2 separate regions of the Homo sapiens genome follow, and region 2 is linked to region 1. Evidence: chromatin contacts called from ENCODE Hi-C data. All regions are on one chromosome and are shown on one strand. The core of a region is the stretch at or near the end of the contact, and the rest is flanking DNA. Distances in the headings are between cores, read along the strand shown. Region 1 has its middle 120 kb from the start of LINC00702. Region 2 overlaps IL2RA (interleukin 2 receptor subunit alpha).

Evidence for each region. A loop is a pair of places that touch in the nucleus more often than their neighbours do. Pooled maps may share reads with other maps.
Region 2: a map with no recorded cell type shows a loop between it and region 1 (10-fold over the local background). The contact joins two enhancer-like sites. A Hi-C loop is called at or near these places in 2 of 37 single-sample maps with no recorded cell type and 5 of 50 pooled maps.

What each region holds. Positions count from the first base shown.
Region 1 is chr10:4,126,478-4,129,431 of GRCh38, forward strand. No RefSeq gene overlaps it. Among named protein-coding and RNA genes, the nearest start is that of LINC00702, 120 kb to the right of the region's middle. RefSeq lists an enhancer at 1,308-1,947 and a silencer at 1,686-1,886. Within about 2 kb of position 1,699, at least 7 of the 41 ENCODE cell types and tissues checked have a DNase peak (open chromatin) inside an H3K27ac peak, as active enhancers do.
Region 2 is chr10:6,049,180-6,052,465 of GRCh38, forward strand. All of the region lies in intron 1 of IL2RA (interleukin 2 receptor subunit alpha), which reads right to left. Among named protein-coding and RNA genes, the nearest start is that of IL2RA, 12 kb to the right of the region's middle. RefSeq lists enhancers at 1,446-1,825, 1,836-1,965, 2,056-2,325. Within about 2 kb of position 2,037, at least 31 of the 41 ENCODE cell types and tissues checked have a DNase peak (open chromatin) inside an H3K27ac peak, as active enhancers do.

The sequences.
Region 1 (2,954 bases), core at 449-2,948:
GCAGAATTCTAAGGTGCCTCCCAAAATTCCTCTCCCTGCTGTACAAGTCCTGTATCATCTAGGGCTGTGAAGAGGATCGGCTATCACTCCTGTGATTAGTTTTGATTAGAGGTAACATTTTATTTTTAAAAAGGGAGATTAACCTGGGTGGATCTGACCTAATCAAGTTGTAACCAACCAGTGGGTTTACCTCGCCTGCTGCCTAGACAGAGCCAATTTCTCAAGACAGGGGAGTTGCAATAGAGAAAGAGTAATTTATGCAGAGCCAGCTGTGCTGGAGGCAGGATTTTTATTATCACTCCAATCAGTCTTCCTGAGAATTCAGGGATCAGAATTTTTAAGGACAACTTAGTGGGTAAGGGGAAGCCAGGGATCCTGGAGTACTGATTGGTCTGAGAGGGAATCATAGGGAGTCGGAGCTGTCTTCTTGTGCTGAGTCAGTTCCCAGGTGGGGGCCACAAGATCAGATGAGCCAGTTTATTGAGCTGGCGGTGGCAGCTGATCCATCAAGTGCAGGGGCTGCAAAATATCTCAAGCGCTGATCTTAGGAGCAGCGTAGAGAGGGTTAGAATCTTGTAGCCTCCAGCTGCCTGACTCCTAAATCATGATTTCCAATCTCGTGTGTAATTTCTTAGTTCTACAAAGGCAGTCTAGTCCCCAGGCAAGAAGGTGGTTTGTTTTGGGAAAGGGCTGTTAATAGTTTTTGTTTTGAACTATAAACTATAAACTGGCCAGGCATGGTGGCTCACACCTGTAATCCCAGCATTTTGGGAGGCTGAGGTGGGCAGATCACTTGAGGTCAGGAGTTCAAGACTAGCCTGGTCAACATGGTAAAACCCCATCTCTACTAAAAATACAAAAATTAACTGGGGCCAGGTGGTGGGTCCTGGCTACTCAGGAGGCTGAGGCAGGAGAATCGCTTGAACCCGGGAAGTGGAGGTTGCAATGAGCCAAGATGGAGCCACTGCACTCCAGCCTGGGCAACAGAGCAAGACTCTGTCTGGAAAAACCAACCAACCAACCAACAAACAACAAAAAAACCACTATAAACCAAGTTCCTCCCAAAGTTACTTCAGCCTACACCCAGGAAGGAACACGGACAGCTTAGAGGTTAAAAGCAAGATGGAGTCAGTTAGGTTAGATCTCTTTCACTGTCTCAGTCATAATTTTGCAAAGGCCATTTCAAAGTGACCACTAAAAGGAACTGGGATTGCAGGGTGCAGAGATTCAAACACAGTGCTGGGACCACTCTCTTCTGGATTTGACTCATGCGTGAGAGGAATAAACCTATACATTTTACTTAGCCACCTGCTTTTCGGAATTTGTGGGCAAGCTAGATTTTACCGAATGCAGACTAACCTGCTCCAACTCAAACAAAGAACCAGCTTTTAAAATTGTGGTTTATTATATAGGTTGTAATGTTTTGTCTTCTAGAATCTGCAGACACAAACAACCCATACGCTTCATTCCACAATTCACAGACCGTGGTCATTAGCAAAAAAGGTCAGAGGGAAAATTCATGGGCCTTATCAGAAAATTATTAGCCTGATAGATCAATGCTGTGTTTGAAGTATTCTAATGTAATCAACTGCCTCTGCAAAGTGAACAAAAGGAGGCCATTATGCAAATAAGAACCATTCATTTCAGAGGAAGGAGCTTTGGTTTCCTGGTACAGAGTCAACAAAATGAGGAAGCTGCGAAAGCCCTGGCTCATGTAGTTAACCTTGGGTCACTGTACCCTCCAGCCTCAGCACAGTTAATCCATGAATACTTGCAGTCAACAGCCTCTAAAGGTCACCAGACTCTGAAGTCCAGTTACTATTTGTTACCAAGTTTACAATTCAGAATTTATAGGAAATAAATATGTAGCCTGCATCACTAATGTGCCAAGCTTTGGGACAGGTTTCTTTCTAATTAGATCTCTGAAGGATTTTCCTGAAGGAGTCCCTCATGCTCTTGATTTCATCAACAGGCACTGTGCGGAAGCCCCTCCACCATGATGGTTTTGCTCAAGAAACCTTCATCTTGCAAAAGACAAAATGACAACAAATTCCGTTCCAAGATGCCAATTGGCTTTATTGACATCCTAGAATCAGGCAGCACTATATTCTCTAAAATGGAATATGTGTTCCAATGAACTGAACACAGGAGATTGGCTTTACAGATAGAAAAAGGGCTGAAGAAAGAGAAACAAAGAATAAAAAGTGTATTGGGTGCTTCCAAGTTACTTTCCTTGTAAGCCACTGTGTCAGAGGCATTTGAACCACAGCGACTCCATCTTGAGTGAGGACTAGGAAAACGAGGCTGGGACTTGCTGAGCTGCATTTCCAGAAAGTCAGGCATCCTTAGCTTCTAGATGTTTATTAAGCAGACCCAGACTCGGGAGTGTCTAGATATCCCGATATCTGGAGAACAAAGGCATTCCTAATTTTGCTTTAAAGATAATAATATCGATTCTTGCAAAATATAGTAATTGAGAAAATTAATCCTTTATCACAAACCCTTGTAGCAGAGCTTATCTCTTCATGATCTTTTTTATCCTACATATACAAGTATTGTACCTAGGGTGGACACATTCCTCCTCTTACTTTCGGGTCTGTCCTACTCTGTCTGTGGAGTAGCCGTATTTTCACCACTTTACTTTCTTAATAAACTTGCTTTTACTTTGCACTGCAGACTCACCCTGAATTCTTCCTTACGCGAAATCCAAGAACCCTCTCTTGGGGTCTGGATCAGAATCGCTTTCCTGTAACAACTGGGGCCAGAAAGAAGAAACAATAGAAAAACTGATGAGTTCACATGATGTGACTTCAGATTAAGGATTTAAACACAGGGAACTTCATTATCCTGCCCATTGAAGACTAAACCTGTCCTGTTCAGGAAGTTAGGCTATCTCTCTCCTGGTTCCTCAGAGGGCAGAGAACTGCTCAGTTTGGGTTTGGGTTTGGTAAGCC
Region 2 (3,286 bases), core at 787-3,286, 1.9 Mb after region 1:
GGGGCCCTGCTGTAAGTCCCAGAGTCCAAAAGCTGGAGAACCAGGAGTGCAAATGTCCAAGAGCAGACGACGGATGTCCCAGCTTGAACAGAGAGAATGCAACCTTCCTCTGCCTTCTTGTTCTATTCTGGTCCTCTATGGTTGGATGATCCCCACCACACTGGTGAGGGTGATTTTCTTTACTCAGTCTACCAACAAGAAATTTACCCAGTCTATTCAATTCAAATGCTAGTGTCTCCTGGAAATACCCTCACAGACACCCCCAGAGAGACTGTTTAGCCAGCTATCTGGGCATCCCTTAGCCCAGGCAAGTGGACACATTGAAATTGACCATCATGCTCATGCCACACTTCCCTAATGCATTTCTACCTTCTTAACTCCTGCTTTCCCTGGAGGTCTCCCATTGGCTGTCATCTTTCTCTGGGAAGCCTCCGGGACTCTTCTGTCTGTGCTTTGTGGCATTTCTCTGCAGTCCCAGACTTTGCTCCCTTTTCTTTACACGGCACTCACCCTACTGTATCCATCTCCCTCCCACCACCTTGCTAGTGCCTGCACAGAATGGCATGCAAAGGTTTTCGTAAAGGAAAGTAGAAATTCACAAGTTCAAGCTAGGATTTGAATTCAAGCTGTCAACTTTCCAAATTCATAAGACTTTTCCATTCTCTCAAGACGCTTTTCTGGTTGGGAAAAATTCCGGTAGGCAGACAAGATGGGGAAGATTGTTCCAGTAAGGGAGGAGGGTGTTCCTGGGAGTCCAGCTTTGAAATCACAAATGAGGAGGTTCCCTTTGAAGGACAGGAGGAGACCTGCTGGCCAAGGCGTGCTATGTGCTGAGGGAACAGTCTTGGCTGGGGAGCATGTTGTGTGCCAGGCAGAGGAGGTAGCAAAGTGCCCCTGAGGCAATGGAAATGACTGGAGCTCTTGCAGCCGAAAGGGCATCACGACAGGTGCTTTCAGGGGAGATTAACTTGGGGATGAATAACAGGGTGACTGAAAACCAGAGCTTCAGGGCCTGCCTAGGCAGCCCAGGAGATGAACAGTGCCTGTTGACAGCTTGCTTCCTGTGTCGGCCTGAATGCATGGGTTCTGCTCAGATCTACTGGCTCCTTGCTTTCTTGGGAGAGTGAATTACTGCCTCATGGTCTCAGTTTCCTCATCCGTAAAATGGGAATGGTGGCAGGGCGTGGTGGCTCAAGCCTGTAATCCCAGCACTTTGGGAGGCTGAGACTGGTGGATCAATTGAGGTCAGGAGTTTGAGACCAGCCTGGCCAACATGGTCTCTACTAACCTGTCTCTACTAAAAATACAAAAATTAGTCAGGCATGGCGATGGGGCATGCCTGTAATCCCAGCTACTGGGGAGGCTGAGGCATGAGAATCTCTTGAACCCGGGAGGCAGAGGTTGCAGTGAGCCGAGATCATACCACTGCACTCCAGTCTGGGCAACAGAGTGAGACTCTGTCTCAAAAAAAAGGTGGTTGGGGTGGGGGAATAGTGCTAACAGTCCCCATCTCCTATGGTGGCCATGAGGAATCTGTAAGATCACAGAAGCAGAGCACGCAGCAAGGCCTCCCTGGCCCGGGAGTGCTCAGAGCTGGGATCCCAGTGCAGGACGAGGAGGAGGAGGATGGGTGCCCTGGCTACAGGTCCTCTTGCACTAGATTGAAAACGGGGCCAGAGAAGCAGAGCTTGAGAGACGCTGGGAGAGGGAAAGTGAAACTGATGGTCCGGTGGGTGAAAGGTAGTGAAAGCCCGAAGTGCAGTAAACCAGGGATCAACATCTCCAGCCAAAAGGCTCACCCTGTGGTCTCAGCGCCACCTGGGCGTCAGACAGATGTCTGGAGAGACGGCTCTTTTATTCTGAAACACCCCTCCAACTTTTTTTTTTTTTTGGTAATTGTTTGTTTTGCTTTCCATTTAATATAAGGAGTTTTCTCCTTTACAAAAGTTCTTTTTGTTCTAAATCAGGCTGTAAACAGAGGTGCTACCACAAGGACCGGAAGCAGAGACCACACTGGTGCTCAGCTGGGTTGCAGGCTCTGCCTGGTTTCATTGTCGGGGAAGCCACCAGGCCTGCCCCCAGCCAGCGAGATGTCACGCATGCAGCCGGGTGTCATCCCCAAAACTCCCGGGAAACTCTCGGGGCACCAGGGCAGGAAGAGGCTGACGTCAACTTTAACTCCGGGGACTTCAAACGAAACTTTTAGAAATGATTCCTTTGCCCTTTACTTGGTGACGTAATAAACTGATCTTTCTCTGAAAAGATGGGCCGATTTGCTTCAAGGAGCTCATTTCATGAGGAGAAAATACACACAAATATATATATATATATATATATATTTTTTTTCTTTTTTTTTTTGAGACGGAGTTTCCCTCTGTCACCCAGGCTGGAGTGCAGTGGCTCAATCTCGGCTCACTGCAACCTCAGCCTCCAGGTTCAGGGGATTCTCCTGCCTCAGCCTCCCTGAGTAGCTGGGATTACAGGCATGTGCCACCACACCTGGCTAACTTTTGTATTTTTAGTAGAGACGGGGTTTCACCATGTTGGTCAGCTGTTCTCGAACTCCTGACCTCAGGTGATCTGCCCGCCTCAGCCTCCCAAAGTGCTGGGATTACAGACGTGAGCCATCATGCCCAGCTATATATATATATATATATATATATAGAATTTTTTAAGGAAACATTGCTGCTTTGCTACAAAGTATATAATAATGTAAACTGGACTAATACGATTCCTTCCTCCTTTCCTTGGAGAAGTCACAGACTTTTAGGATTGGAGAACGGTTCACATGCATGTGTGTGGGGCAGTTGGTCAGAGCTGTCCATTATGAAAGGTGCTTCTAGAATACTTGGGGAATGTGGGAGCTAGAAAACAGGTTGTTATTAAAGGAATTGAAATACTCCCACTTGAAATGTTCCCATTTTCTCTGTAAAGGAATTTCTTGAGCAAAGGAAAACTCTACATCCTCTGTCTACCTGAAGTTCAAAATTAGTGGTGTTTGGTTTTAATAATTTTAGTAGTTGATGACAAAACAACGCTCTCTGCTGTCCTCTCTGTCACATCTAACATGATGTGAATGAGGCAGTCCCTGATGTGAGATGTGCTGGGTTTTGCAGGGGTAATGAACATCGATCTGTGTGTTCCATCGACTCCTTCTTTAAACTTGTATCTCAGCACTTAGCCTGTGTCATAATTGTCTGTGCAGAGGTCAAGGATGGGCTCTTATTCATCTCTGTGTCTCAAACCCTGTGCCTGACACATAGCAGTTCCTCAATGAACATTTGCT